Regions from separate parts of the Homo sapiens genome. Here region 1 is linked to region 2. A link is an interaction called in ENCODE POLR2A ChIA-PET data of the cell type or tissue named here. Cell type or tissue: PC-3. All regions are shown on one strand.

Region 1 (8,000 bases), 110 kb after region 2:
ATCTAGGAATTTAACATCCAGCTAGATGCTAATTAAGAAAGAAAAGATTAAGTGGTTCAATTCAATTAAATAAATTGTAGCTAATCGAAAAAAGTTGTTCCCTGCCTTTGGCTTAATTGACTTTGAAGTAGCCTACAGTTTTAAAAGTGCTTTTGCAATCATTATCTCATTCCTTGTACATTAACCTCTAGTTTTTTGGGGAGGGGCTTGTTGTCTTTTCTTTGAGGAAAATCAGGTTCAAAGGAGTGACTCATCCAAGGTCATGGAGTTGAAAAGAGGCAGAACCAGAAATCAGACCCAAAATTTGGCTAAAATTAAATCCTTTCTGTAAAACATTGGTTAGAAAATAAGGCAACAGTGTTTGTTTCCTCCCAGTTGGTGAAATGCAAATGTGAACTTAGATGATGATGATTCACTGTGGAAGCAGTAAAAGACATAAGAGAGAAAATGTATGTGTTCTTTTTCAGAGTGATCCCACTTTGTCTCATGATAGCTAATAGACCAGCTTTGAAGCAAATGTTCCTTGAGGTGTTGTTACCATCTCCATAATTTCTACTAGTGACAATAAAATCCTGGACTCTGAATCCCCAGACGAAATTTGCTTGGGTCATATTTATTTTAACCATCTGACATAGGAAGCTTAAACTGTTATGGAGGTGGCCAGAGATCATTTCCACAAACATGCATGTATTGCACACACTGCCAAGCTAACAGTAGGTGCTCAATAAATGTTAACTGAATGAATGCATCCCCTGTGATGACAACATTCCCTTTTGTCATTTTGACTAAGACAGTGGCTCCCTTCCCTCTATTGCTTGAGTAGATACAACATTCCCTAAAACAAATGCCTGAATCGAAGCCTAGGAGTAAGGTTAATTTGCTTTAAGGAATGAATCTGGGAGTTGCTTCCAAAAATAATGCCACAGTCTCTATAGGAAAAGCTTCAAGATAAATATAGAGTGTACACAAGCAAAATGGAAGCTAAAGCACATCGTCTGTTTCTCCTCTCTAGGAAGTTCCTTGTCACTCGTATTTCACTTTCTCCAAGAGGAAGTCTCCCGTGATTACACCAGTTGTATTCTTGTTTTATGCCTAGTGGGATGTACTGTAGTAAAATTCTGCTGGGATGCGTACCTCATTTTTGGCAACCATACTCCTTTTTATGTTTTACTTAACAAAAGGTGTTCATGAATCAGCTCAAAATCTCAGTTCATATTTAGATGACGCATTTTCTTCAACTGAACAACAGTCCACAGTTACAAATGCCAAACAGGAAGGGCACATCTGCGAAAAACAAGCCTCTTAAGCTGGAAGAATGAATAATGATGATGTGTGGGCTGTGCTTTCTACACAGCAAACTCTGGGAAGACCTTTCTGTGAACAGCTATCTGATAACAATTGAAGAGGCTTTGTGCTCCCACCCACCTCCCACTCTCTTTTGTATCAGTAACTCCGCAGGAGAAAAGGAGATTGGTGGTAAAGATTCCTTGGTCATTAGAAACTCAGGTATCTATTCAGAATCACAGAATCTCCAGGTATTCTTTTCTTCATCACTTATAGTTTTGAGTGTAGAGTAAATCTTTGAGTGTTTTCTTTGGGGATATGAAAGTTGTTTCTACTTTGAGTCTTAAATCCCCAGTAGAAGCTTCTAGATAATGAACCAGCTACTTAAATAAAATACTGGTTCAATTAGGATTTAATTAAAGTTTATGGTTATAAAACAATTCCATTTTCATTATAGAAATTATATGTGGAGTTTCCCATTTTTATTTTGCATAAATTTCTGTCATTCTAGAAAATGTATAAATTTGCTTCTAATTTGAATAATCTGTGTGTGCGTCTTTGTGTGTGCTTATGTGTGTGTGCGTTTAACAAAATGAGCTTACTGTTCAGTAAAATAATAAAATTTGAGTTTGGCTAAGCAGTCAGCGAATTAGCATGCTTTTTTGCCATCTTTGATTCATGGTAACATTTATAACTAACTTTCTTTAGTTTATAGATCCTTCTCTGTTACTGTCATATAATTGCCATAATAATAAAACCCCTCCTTCCCATATGGAATTCCATTAACAGTTTGGCTACTCTGATTATTGCTACTGTTTCATCCATCATGAGAAGAGTTTGCTACTGAGGAAGATGCTAACAGTATTAACCCTGGAACCTCCCACCTCCTCCCCCCATCCCCAAACTCAATTAAACCAGCATCACACCAAGACACACACAAAAAAGATGCCGCCTATTTACATAACACAATGATCAAGTAATAAATCAACATTAATCATGAATGTTGCAACAAGTCACTGAAAATGATGTTTGACCTCACCATGGACTGGACTCATCCATCCATAAACAGCATTTATTTCCAACTGGGAGCAACTTCCCACACCCAAGAACAGGGTCAAGCATTTCGGATACATATGACAGGCAGGTTTGATCTTTCCTTCCGGGTATCACTTTCCTTTTGTCCTAACTTCATTACCTTCAAATCCTGCAACAATCTTATCATAGAAATTATTCCATTTCCAACACCCTGAGTCCAATTGCCCGTTTTCTTCAAATCCCTTCTTAATGTCTACTTTCTTATGATGCTTTCCCCACTAATATGAATATAGCTTCAAAGTACGGTATACCTAGGCTTCCTGATTCAGTCTACAATATTATGTTTGAAAATTTATGGGAAAAATTGAAGCTAATTATTTTTGGTTAGTTCTGGGGAGTGTTTGACAAGAAGATATAATTCTCCAAGGCATGGTTCAGGCATTTGTTACAGTAGGAGCCACCTGTGCATCACCCCGACCCGTTCTCCCCATCCTTGTCTTCTCCTATAAGCCTCCAGTTAGAAAACCACTCCTCTCCATGGCAGGTCAAACATCAACAGCCTTACCCTTGGGCTTGGAGTGAAGTCATAGTTCAGCATGCAGCACCCTGAGGCAATCTTGACATCTCTATCACACCACACTTTTTAGTACATATCCACTAGATAGAGATAGGAGTGAATTTCTCTTCTTCCGGAACTTGCTTTATAAGCCTCTGAGCCTTTGCATATGCTGTTGGTTCTTTCTAGAATACCATCCTCACCTGTCACCAATACTCCCACCTCCATAGTTGTCTGTCTGGGAAACTGTTATTCACACTTCGAGTCTCCATTCAAGTCAGCGTCAGCCCCTGCGGAGTCTTTCCAGTCACTCTCAGGCTGACTTTGACACTCCTCTCTGTGCCTCACTGTGCTTTGCCCAGACTCCATGTTGGAGCTCATCTCTGCTTGCATTTGTGTAAGCGTCTGATCATCACTAGATTGTAAGCTAAGAGAAACCAGGAGCCATGTCATTTCATTTCTCTATCCCAGAACCTAGCACAATGCCTGTCATGAGAAGGGTTCAATGAAAAATTTAATGAATGAATGAGTGAATGAAGCACAATTCAACTGAAGCTAAAAGAGGGAACAACTAGGAGGATAATTGTGGTGAAATAATCAACATTCCTCTATCAAGTCAAAATTAAACTGCCTTGCAGTTGACTCAACTTTTTATTATTTTCAATTATTTCTCCAAATGTGCCTCTTCTTAACTATTTTGATGAACACGGCAGATAAGTGTTTAATACCAGTTGTCCCTCATTAGTTAGCTGATTAAAATGACAATATTAAAAGAAACAAGGTATGACTAATTCAGTGTTTTAATAGGAAAAAAAGAACATTTGCATACAAAAATCAGCCTGTGTCAGACGTAAATTGTGCACCATCACACTGATTACCTGCTATGGCCAATGACATGGAAGTTGAAAATAATAGAAATATGATGTGGTATTTAAATTAGTATCTTTCACAGCCATATGTTAAATATATGCTATTTCCCACATGACAAACTGATTAAATAACTTAGATAATGTTTTAATACACATCATTATACAAAAAAGATTAGAATAAACTATGAATCATTCTGTCAACTTGTGATTCAACAGAATAATGTATATTTTTCATGGTTATTAATATTTAGTGTCTTTCAGTAAATTAAAAATCAAGCTTAACAAAGGTTAAAAATATCTGATGACACATAGATGATTGTAAAAGTAATATATATTAATGAACCTTTGAATGACTGACTTTTTTTTTTTGGTTAATCACTCACAGAATTATGTCAAACATATATCAAGACTGGCTCCTTTTTCAGCCAACCTTCCGGCATTTCATTACTATAGTTACCTGATTAATGGATGCAATAATATATATGGCATGATATGATATGTTCGCATTAAATTTTAATCAAATATTACTAAATTCAGAAAACATTAAGTAAATCATGACTGATGAGGCAATATTGCTGTACTGTCATATTGATGATTCTGAAACTTCACTACTGAGAGTAACAGATTAAGCACAAGAAGTGAATTTTATGAGGAAATATAAGTATCTCAACTTCCACAGTTGTGTTTTTTAATTGCTTTACGGCCACCAGAGGAGATGTGAGATCCATCAAGTCTATTGATGTCACAGATCTCATAATTCCCTTTCTTGGTTTCAAAAATTTTATTTGCAGTGATAGAGGGGCCCATTCATTATCTATGGGGGTTTGTTTTTCCTATCATGGTTTTTACCTAAAAGCTATTGTTATTCCATTTATACGAGGCATCTAAAATAGTCAAATTTCTAGAAACAGAAGAAAATGGAATGTGGTTGCCAGGGGCTGGGGGAGGAGGAAATGGGAGGTGTTGTTCAATGGGTATAGAGTTTCAGTTTTGCATGATGAAAAAGTTCTGGAGGTTTGTTGCGAAACAATGTGAATATACCTCCCACTGCTGAACTGCACAGTTTAAAAACGGTTATGAGAGTAAATGTTACGTTATGTGGTTTGTTGTTTGCTTTTGTTTTTGTTTTTATTCTTGAGGCAGAGTCTTGCTCTGTCGCCCAGGCTGGAGCGCAGTGATGCGATCTCAGCTCAATGCTGAGATCACTCCATCCCCTGGGTTCAAGAGATTCTCCTCCCTCAGTCTCCTGAGTAGCTGGGATTACAGGTGTGTGCCACCATGTCTGGCTAATTTTTGTGTTTTTAGTAGAGACAGGGTTTCACCATGTTGGCCAGGCTGGTCTCAAACTCCTGACCTCATGTAATCCACCTGCCTCGGCCTCCCAAAGTGCTGGGATTACAGGCATGAGCCATTACGCTCAGTTATGTTATGTGTTTTTTAATCACAATTTATTTTAAGTTGTTTATAAATACACACACACACTATATATAGATATAGATATCTATATATATCTATATACACGTATATAGTTTTTTTTTTTGAGACAGAGTCTCGCTCTGTCACCCAGGCTAGAGTGCAGTGGCACTGTCTTGGCTCACTGCAGCCTCTGCCTCCCAGGTTCAAGCAGTTCTCTTGCCCCAGCTTCCTGAGTAGCTGGGACTACAGGTGCACGCCACCATGCCCAGCTAATTTTTGTATTTTTTGTAGAGACGGGGTTTCACTGTGTTGGCCAGGCTGGTCTTGAACTCCTGACCTCAGGTAATCTGCCTGCCTCTGCCTCCCAAAGAGTGGGATTACAGGCATGAGCCACCGTGCCTGGCCAAGTTGTTGTTATATTTTAAATAGAACTTAAAACCTAATACTGACTTTTCAGTCTTGCCAAGAGGGAAAGAAACAGGAACTATCATTTGCTGGTGACAGGTACTCACAGACAGACACACTGCTTCTGTAGAAGGCAGGTCAAATAGCAGCAGGCTCACCCTAGGGCTTGAAATGAAGTCCTAATTGAGCACACAGCACCCTGAAGCAATCTTCAAATCTCCATCACACCACACTCTTTTTGTCCAGGTTAATTAGATAGAGGCAGTAAAGCATGAGGCATTTATGTGCATTATCTTATCTAATCTCACAACAAAGTCACAAAGTGGGCATCTGTATGCCGGTGTCACATATGAAAAAACACATAACTGGTGAGTGGAAATACAAACTGTCAGCTTCCAGATGTTGTGTTTTTCTTACTGAGACTTCCAGTGCTCATCCATACCCCTTTCTCCTCATTTTCCTGAACTCCCTGAGGAAAACATACCCCAGCCACTCTTGCTGCCAGGCAGGAACATGTAACCCACGTAGGTCATCTGGGTCTCGGGCAGCAAAAAGCCCCGTGAGACTCTCCAGGTGCTCTTCCTTGGCTCGGGCAACTCTGGCAGCCATGTGCCGAGGTGGTGGGATTGGATATCTGAGTCACCTTGGGAACGGAAGATACCTCAGAGAACCCACTCAACCCACAGCAGGCTTTGTGTGAGTGAGAAGAAAACTGTTGCATGTTTAGCCACAGGGGCTTCAAGCATTCATGTTACTTCAGGATTGCTTATCCTGGTCTGCCTAATACACTTCTGTAGACTCAGAAAATGGTTGGTTAGGATTGGTGCCATGAGCTGAAGTATTTGTCCATGTAATAATCAAAAATGCTTTTTACCGGCTGGGCATGATGGCTCACACATGTAATCCCAGAACTTTGGGAGGCTGAGGCGGGTGGATCACTTGAGGTCAGGAGTTTGAGACAAGCCTGGCCAATACCGTGAAACCCCGTTTCTACCAAAAATACAAAACATTAGCTGGGCGTGGTGGCAAGCGCCTGTAATTCCAGCTACTTGGGAGACTGAGGTGAGAGAATCGCTTGAACCCAGGAGGCAGAGGTTGCAGTGAGCCAAGACTGCACCATTGCACTCCAGTCTGGGCATCAGAATGAGACTCCATTTCAAAAAAAAAAAATGCTTTTTACCTGAGCCTCATCACTCAAGTCCATGTTCATATTTTACAATCATCTAGCATCCTAATTACCAAACTTCTCCCCACCTCCTCCTTCTCCTCCTCTCTTTCCTTCTTCTTTTTCATAAGATGAATGAGATATTGAGTCTCATGTTAGAACAACCTAAATCAACTGGTTTTACCCTTCTCACATTGACATGGGATAGTGTTCTTGACCAAGCATGTCATGTCCTCCAAAGGCCAACCTTACTGTAGTTTTCCTAAAATGGGGTACTCAAATAAATTTTAGGTACTTCACAAATGATTTTGTAGTAGTTACATATTTATCTGAAAGTGTATTAGAAAAATATGCATAAGTATATAACATATGTATGTGATTCCATGCTTATTGCTGCTTACAACAATGCTAAAGGAGATATTTGTGTTTTTAAAGTAGATGTACGTTTTTAGAAAGTAAAAAACAGCAGGGCAGCCTGTGCACTGGTACAGCAAAAATCCTGGACCCAAAAAAAAGCCCTGAGCCAGGGTGAGAACCCTCTAAGCAGAGTCAGTGCTGGTCATGCCAGGTGATCAGCTCTCCCTCCTCCCCTCTAGCCTTTGGAGAGTATGATAAAAGGAACACCCTCTTGTCTGTGTTTCCTCCCACCACAGGGGCAGGTAGGCAAATCCTCCCTGCCCAGGCTTTTCCTCCTAGCACCAAACAGCTGTCCATGAAAGCCCACAGATCACTAGACAGAGCTATGAAAGCGTCTAAGAGCTAAATTCGATATCCGTCTTTTCTTAGTAGAGCTCAAGATCTCATTATCAAGAGTGGAGCTGATTGTTCAGCTGATCCCATAAGAGACCCTGCTGCTTTCTGCTGGCAGGGGCAGGAGGTGCAGGGGTGGAACCCTGGGCTAAGGCTGAGTCTCTATTGCTCAAACATTGCTGTAATGTTTAGCCTGGGTCCCTGCCAGGTTCTCAGGATGGGGGCAAGTCGTCCAACTGGTCGCAGTCTGAGCACCTGGGTTCTCTGGCAAAAGGTGGTATAAAAATGCAGAGATAGGCTGGGCGCAGTGGCTCACGCCTATAATCCCAGCACTTCGGGAGGCTGAGGCGGGTGAATCACGTGGTCAGGAGTTTGAAACCAGCCTGGCCGATGTGGCGAAACCCTGTCTGTACTAAAACTACAAAAAAAAATTAACCAGGTGTGGTGGTGCATGCCTATAATCCCAGCTACTCGGGAGGCTGAGGCAGGAGAATCACTTGAACCTGGGATGCGGAGGTTG
Region 2 (8,000 bases):
CCTATGTGTTCTGTGAGGCTTCCCCAGTGAATACCTTTATATCATGGGATTTTTTTTTTCCTACTGGACAAGATAGTATATGTCGTTCAATAAAAAATACTTTGAGATATGAGATTTCTGTCTGAAAATCAGCACAATTTTTTTCAGATGAAAACTTCCAGGAAGAAGTTTGTTTTTAATTCTGTCAGGTTTTGGTGTTGCCAATCTTGTTTTCACTAAAACAAATAAGTTAGAAAAACTGGTTGCCATATCATTGCATTATTGTCCTGTGATTCTCTATTCTGCAAGTTTTAACGTAGAAATTGTTCCCATAAAGTGAAGACCAAAAATAAATGAGAATTTCCACCAGACTTCCAACAAAAACATAGTCAAGTTGTAAATTGCAGAAACGAGAAATTTAATTAATTCTCCAGTAAAGAATTATGGAAACACAACTAGAATTTTATGAACTAAATGTGTATAACACCAAAGCCAAACTAAACATTTCTGAGACTATTTTTACCTTCAGTGATAATAAATTATTGAATTTTCTGCCAAAAGAAAGACTTATAGAAGCCACAAGACCCAGATTTAACAGAAAACAAATCAGTATTATTGGACATTAATGATTTTTGAGTCTTTGAGATGGATTTTACAGTCAACAACGATTCTGTCTTACTCACATTGAATCATGTAGAAAGGAGGGATTTTGAAATTGGCATTTCCCACACAATTTATTGCCTACAACTAAAGGCAAACACTGGTTTCCCCCGGTATCTCTCAACTTTACCTTCACTACTTCTGCATGAGAGCAGAACTCTCTTAACAAGCATTTGTGTGTGAAATCAGAACTCTGCTGTAGTGAAGAAGTTCTTCAGATCCTTTTTGCTACCACTCTCTTCCTGATCTCGTAGATATACTTTGATACATACAGTATTGCCTTTGCTTATAGACTCCCTAATCGTCTACCTGATGCAATATACATATGAATGTATTGCTATTTTTAGCAGACAGTCAGATCCTTTTTTTCTGATTCTGAATATAGAGATAATACATTGTTCAATAATTTATTGCTCCTTTTTCTATGTTTCCGTGGCCAAGAGTACCTCTGTTTTAACATAAGTAATATAAATTGCCTTATGTACTGAGTAGCCAACCAAATCACAAATCTCTCCCTAGGCCATACTCCTTAAGGAAAGAGAGTGTCTCCAAAACCTTTGCATCTCCCAAGGTCCCTGGCATAGAACCTGGTGGTGCCAAGGAGTGTCTTGTGGGCGCTGCAGTGTCTCATCCTCAGCCATCCCGAATAAACACATAACCCAAGGGAAAACTGTACTTGGCAAACTCAACCTTAAGATCATTTCCCTAGTTCATTCCTCTTCATCTTCCAACCTGGTTACATAACCCAAACCTTCTTCTTAAAATAGAAATTACAGAGCTGCCTGTCACTTAGTAGAAGGGGTCAGGAAATGGGGAGGGGAGGGAAGTCCAGAGAGAAGGAGACAAGAGAGGAAAAGGAAGAAGAGAGACAGCTAACATATTTTGGGCCCCATAAGCCAGGAAGCATGTTAAATACTTTACATGCTTTATCACATTGAATCCTACCAACAGCCCTAAAAGGAGAGTACCATTATTAGGTTATTTTTTAGCTGACAAACTGCAAAAGTTAAGTAACTGCCCAGACTTACCAGTAAGAAGCAAAGCCAAATACTCAGAAATTGTTATGAGATTGCATAAATGATGCTTATTAGTAACCATCATCCTTCTCCTGGCACTTCAATAGGAGAGGTCAAGAACTAGAGTAAGATAAAAGCAGTCCATCATTTCACTCCCCAGCATTTTGGGCTTACACACATATACCAGTCTATCACATTGGATTAAGTGCTCAGTGTACCTAGCCAAGATACGGAAACTTATTGGAAGCATGACAGCCACACAGACAGAAGCAGGTACAACATATTTCAGCATAGCTTCTCATGGTTCCTGGAACTGCTCAAAGGGAGACATGGCCAGCTGTTGGAGACAGCATCAACACAAAGTAAGCTCTAATGAAACCTGGAAAGCTCAGTTTTTGCTACACCACGGCCTTCCATACCCAAGATTCCAGACAAACTTTCCGTTCCAGACAAACTTAAACTAACAATCTACATGCTTCATTAAGGAAACGTTTACAAACATTGGATTCTCCTGGTTCTTGAACGAAATCCAGCTTTAGCAAACCCATATCCTTCTCCAGAGAGAGAAACTAGTTAGTGCTCAGGTGTCCTTGAACAATCACTTGGCCTTCAGTTTTCCCAGCTGGGGGAGCCAGTTTCTCGCACACTTCAGAAACCTCAAAAAAAAAAAAAAAATTAGTATTTCCAGAAGTGCAAACCACAAACCTCTGTGTCAGAATTTCCTGGTACATTTTTTGGAAGAGCTGATGCCTCACGCATCCTGGACCTACTAAATCAGAATATCCAGGATTGTAAACCCTAACTTGGCATTAACATTGTGTTTCCCAGTACTGGCCTGCTCATTGGGATCTCCGGATGGCTATGTAAGGGTGGGATGTTCCCAGCTCGCAAGGAGAATCTCATTTATGTAAGAATAGCCTTCCATTTAAAGCATTCAAAACTCATTACTGTTGCAGACTTTTCATTCCAGTGCCTGGCTTTGTAGAAGAAGCCAGGGACCTAAAGTTTTAAGCTTTCTTAAAATTGTACTCATTAAACAGCATGTTAATCATGGATCAGGGAATGCACATTATACAGTCCATTAAGCTTGTGTATGTTCCTGGAAGACTGTAGATTGTATAAAAATACAAATGATCCAGCAGTTAAAATAATTGGCTATAATGAACAGCAAAATTAATTATGAATGACCACATTGCTTACCCAGTTGACCTAAGTCATTAGCAGATGTAATGGGTCAGGTAAAAATAAGATGTATTTTGGCTTCTACAAATTGCTCCACAAGCATCCGCGATAGTCCAGGGATCTCATGGCCAGAACAGAGGCTAGACATGAGACAATGTATGAGAGTGAGGCCATTGATGTTCGTCGGGGAAGCATTCACTACAAATCCATCATAAGAACATAATCTATTATAAGATCACGGATTTATTACAAGCAGGAAGAAAATTATTTACCTTTTTGAGTTAAATGAAGTCTTCTGTACCACCAAGATATTTTCTGATCAACTAAGCAGTGACTCACTAAATCAGCATTTCCCCCAATATGTTCAGTCATTCCGCAGAAGACTAATGCTAAGATAAGTTGTGGGGGCTGGGCACAGTGACTTACGCCTATAATCCCAGCGGTTTTGGAGGCCCAGGCAGATGGATCATTTGAGATCAGGAGTTCAAGACCAACCTGGCCAACATGATGAAACCCCGTCTCTACTAAAAATATAAAAATTAGTTGGGCGGTAGTGGCGTGCACCTGTAATCCCAGCTACTTGGGAGGCTGAGGCAGGAGAATCACTTGAGCCTGGGAGGCAGAGGTTGCAGTGAGCTGAGATCATACCACTGCACTCCAGCCTGGGTGACAGAGTGAGACCCTGTTTCAAAAAAAAAAAAAAAAAAAAAGAGAAGTTGGAGGTCCATTGGGAGGTGGAGGTGGGTGTGGAGGCAGGGCTTCTGGATCAAATGCTTTTAGAAAATGCCACATACTTGAGCCCTGTTTTGGGGAATTATGAACTTTAATTTGCATCGAGTCTATTAAAGGTTCTGAGAGTCGAGCAGTGAGGAACTTCACTTCAGTTCTCAATTAATCAATGGTCTTGGCCATAGGCAGCCAGACAAATGCTACCTAACCTAAGAAAAAAGGGAATCACAGAGAGGATTGGAAGTAACTCCCAGAATAGGTGAGAAGCCTGGAAAATCAACAGTGTCAGAGGCAGAAAAACACTGAAACCACCTGGCTCGGGCATGGCCAGGGCCACTGCAAGACATCTCATCTCTCCCTTTCCCTTTGTGACATTCCCCTGATGAACCATTTCAGGAGAAAGCCATTTGAAGAGACAAGCCCAGGTTAGAAGGCTGTTCTCCAACCAATGGAGGCAGAGAAAATAATTATCCGCCCTGCCAAATTCCTTCCAAGGAGCAGTGAAAACCCTCGCTTCAGAACTCACACAGTAGGCAGTTCCCCTCTCCCGGTCTCACACAGTCAGTAACAATTTTTCAGCTCAACTTTGTTTAACCCAGTGTTTCCCAAAATTATTCTATCTCTATTTCTTCACATAACACATATAAGCAGTAGAAGAGACTTTTAGATATGGGGTTAATAATAGTAAATGGGGTTAGCATGTACATGAGGCACATGATTACTGTGTATTATACACAATTAGTATATCCTGTCATTAGCATGGTTAATTTTGAAGGTATACTGAGTTGTCACTTACATTTGCAATAGCATTCTGAACAGGTCATCCTGGGGAAGGCAGAGATTTTGAGGCAAATCAGTCTAAATACCTCTGTCCCCCAATTTTAAAACAAGTCTACAAGAACTTTGTTTACAATGAATCCCAAGGCAGCCTTGATGGGAAGAAATTAACAAGAAGACATCTTCTCAGTAATGTTGGGGAAGGAAATTGCTTGTGTTGTTACTCTCTTCATTAATGAAATGACAATAATCTTCATGGTGTTTTCTGTTCCACAGTGTGCCTCCACTCACCTTACCTCTTTGATTCTAAGAGCTCTAGACCAATTGTTCTCATATGATCCTAAGTTTCTCTGAACTCCAGCTCGCAGACCTGCCTCCTCTTTGCTCAGCAGCAGGCTGCCTCCCTGAGTCACTGCATAGAAGTGTCTCTGATTATGGCTTGCCAGGTCTCACATGATGCTAACCGAGGAAAAGATGCTACTCTCTGCCCCTGTAGCATTAAGGCTTCTGTTGTTTGTGTCTCCAGTTTTCCCACACTTCAGAGTCCACAGTATTCACAGTCAAATTAATCCCCAGGGAGTGAATGAGCTCAGTGCAGGGGAAATGAGGACCAGTGGGGATGCAGCTGGCCCACACACGACAGAGAGAGGAACAGAGCTGATTCTCACAAGCCTGGATGTTAGAGTCAGCCAGCTGCTTACAGATAGCCCCAAGAAGAGAAAGAGAGGCTCAGCAGAATAGTTCTGCCTTCACAGTCTCTGAAACAGGCACAGGCTATGTCAGCTCTGCCTGCCTCTGCCTCTGCTCAACCCATGTTTGGCCCTTGCAAGGCCATCTGTCCCCTGCACAAGGAATACCTGGCTTGACAGCAAAATAGCTACTTCTTCCCCATCAGTGATTGTGACCCAGATGGTTCACACCCATGCATTGGGCTGGAGTTCGAACATTGATCCTAACTAGTCTGCCAGATTCCTGGTTGCAACTTCCACACTAGTTTCCCAACTAGACTAGACACAAGCCACACGTCCCAGTTCTCTGGGGCTGATTCCTGTTTCCTGTGCCTTCTGGTTAACTCTGATGAACCTCTCTGTCAGATAGGTTAATAGAAAACCCAGAACAAAGTGGCTTAAATACCAAAAGATTTGTTTCTTTGTGTAAAAGAAGTTCAAAAGTAAGTGGTCCCATACTGGTAAGCTGGATTCACAAAGTCATCAAGGAACTCAGCCTCCTATCTTTCTACTCCTCAAGGACTCTCATGGTCCAAAATTGCTGCTGGAGCACCACTTATCACATTCACATTTCAGACAGCAGAAAAGAAGCAGCAAAGAAGATACAAGGGACTTTCTCCAACTGTCCATATCCCTTCTAAGAACTCTTTTCAGAATTCTGCACAATTTCTGCTTTATTTCAATGACCAGAACTCAGACACATTGCCATGCACAGCTTCAAGAGAGGCAGGGGAATACAGTTCTATTGTTGGATACACTGCCACTCCCAATAATATAAGGGTTTCATTTGTGTATTAATTAGGATTAAGTTCACATTAATGTAGGTGGTCTAGGGTTGGTTTGGAGGCTCCATGATTACCAAGGTCTCAGACTCCTTTTACCTTATGGTTCCACCATCCTATCATGGGACTTCCACTTCATGATCATTAATGGCTGCTCCTGCCCAGTTGTCACATGTACAATCCAAATAGCTGGAAGAAAGAAAGTCAGGAGATATTAAATATACTTCCTAACGGTTTCATGTGTCACTATGCTTGAACATATTAACTATATTTTAATCACATGGCTGCTCCTAGCTGCAAGGGATGCTGAGAAATAAATTCAAGGTGACCATGTACTCAGCTAACATTTGGGAATTCTACTTTTGGAAGAAGGGGAAATGCACGTTGTAGCTAAATATCAGTTTCTACCACCATTGTTTTTTGAGCCAGGGTCTCTCTCTGTTGCCCAGGCTGGAGTGCAATGGCATGATCATGACTCACTGCAGCTTTGACCTCCCAGGCTCAAGTGATCCACCCACCTCAGCCTCCCAAGTTACTGGGGCTACAGGTGCATGCCACCACACTTGGCTAATTTTTTATTTTTTGTAGAGTTCGGGTTTTTCCATGCTGCCCAGGCTGGTCTTGAACTCTTGGGCTCAAGCAATCCTCCTGCCTCAGCCTCCCAAAGTGTTGGGGTTATAGGCGTGAGCCACCACACCTGGTCTCTACCATCATTTTTAAGGAAGAGAGACAGAATGGATGTTGGGTAAGTAATTAGTAATACTTACTATTATTATAACCTCACTAATCCGCTAGGACACCCACTAAATGCTGAGACTTGCCTTGGCCAAGCTCTGTCAGCAGCCCTGATCCCTTGGATCTAATTGAATTGGATGAGACTTTGCCAGCTCCCCTAGGTTTAAAATGTGGTATCACCCTAGAGCTGGCCAATTATTCTGTCCTAACTATCCCCCGTCATTCCCTAGCCCTGTCTAAGAGCTCCCAGCATATTTTACACTCCAGACTCAGCCAGTTCCAACAAATAAACAAAGCACTGCTGGTTACTTAAAAAAAAAAAAATCACTCATGTCTGATCACAAAGTAGGTTTAGTCTTATGGAAATGCCTCTTTAAATTCGCCTTTTGATGAATTTGCATTTGTAAACAGAAGCGTATAGATGAATAAAATAACCATTGAATGAAGTGAGGCTTTGGTTTCAATCTAACCACTGAGTATATTATATTTGTCCTCTGCATGAAAACTTAAGAAGCAAATCGCCAATTTTAACCAATAAAAATCTCAAGTTCATCCCACCATATTGAAATAAAAGAGTAACCGATAAACATTTTCAAATAGGCATACCATAAGTAATCATTGTTTTGTCAAATTCAGGGAAACTTTGGAGGTTATAGACATGTCTGTTGGTCCTGCCTGAGGTCAATAGTTCTTAGCACATGAGACTTGGGAAAGGTTATAATACTACCATGATGGCATCTAATTTCACAGCATCCTGAATAAATGTGCTGGTGAGAATGCTGACCTCACAATAAGAAAATCTGGGTTTATATTCCAGCTTTGGAACTTTTTAAACTTTGTAGCTGTAGGCCAGTTACTCCACTCAAAGACTTTAGATTCTTCTTCTCTCGACTGAAGATGACATTGTTGGATTGTTTGAAGATTAAATGACCATATATGAAGAAGAAGCTAATATAATACAATATTTGGCCCATAGAAAACAGTCAATAAATGTTCTCTGAATCTGAATTTATTTAGAGAAAAAGTTTAGTGCTATACTAATTAAACACAACATCCATCATTCTTTTTAAGAACTTTTAAAAAACCTCATCGTGAATTTCTCATTTTAGAAAAACAAACTAAGTATTTTCAAAGCTTTGTAACTAGTATAGTATATAGTACCATGAGCTAGTCAGTTATTTTTCATTAAAATATATAAAAGCTTATATTGGAGATTATATCCATAAAGCCCATTTAGTTTTACAACTTAATTATATGTAGTAAAACTTTACTACCACATTTAACAGGTATTAACCTAATTCTTTTTAAACAAAAGCAATATTTGACTGGAAGTGAACCCTAAGTTGAGAAAACAAAAAGGAACTCCCTTAAAATATTTCCTTAGTATTTATTTTTCAAGAAAGGTCAACTCA

Evidence for each region. ChIA-PET counts read pairs that join two places held together with the same protein. Peaks named below come from ENCODE experiments on the same cell type or tissue, not always from the same donor. Only the 100,000 strongest peaks of a DNase experiment are listed, where the experiment ranks them.
Region 1: POLR2A ChIA-PET joins it to region 2 with 8 read pairs; 3 of 35 experiments call an interaction of 5 or more read pairs at or near these places.

Annotation. Positions count from the first base shown.
Region 1 is chr10:63,063,656-63,071,655 of GRCh38, forward strand. No RefSeq gene overlaps it. Among named protein-coding and RNA genes, the nearest start is that of NRBF2, 66 kb to the right of the region's middle. RefSeq lists an enhancer at 5,374-5,543 and a cis regulatory region at 5,459. In PC-3, no CTCF peak of the experiment used is centred here; DNase peaks (open chromatin) are centred at 1,246 and 4,746; H3K4me3 peaks cover 506 bases; H3K27ac peaks cover 1,095 bases.
Region 2 is chr10:62,957,402-62,965,401 of GRCh38, forward strand. No RefSeq gene overlaps it. Among named protein-coding and RNA genes, the nearest start is that of EGR2, 150 kb to the left of the region's middle. In PC-3, a CTCF peak has its summit at 2,271 (motif pointing right); DNase peaks (open chromatin) are centred at 730, 2,360 and 3,210; H3K4me3 peaks cover 657 bases; H3K27ac peaks cover 1,945 bases.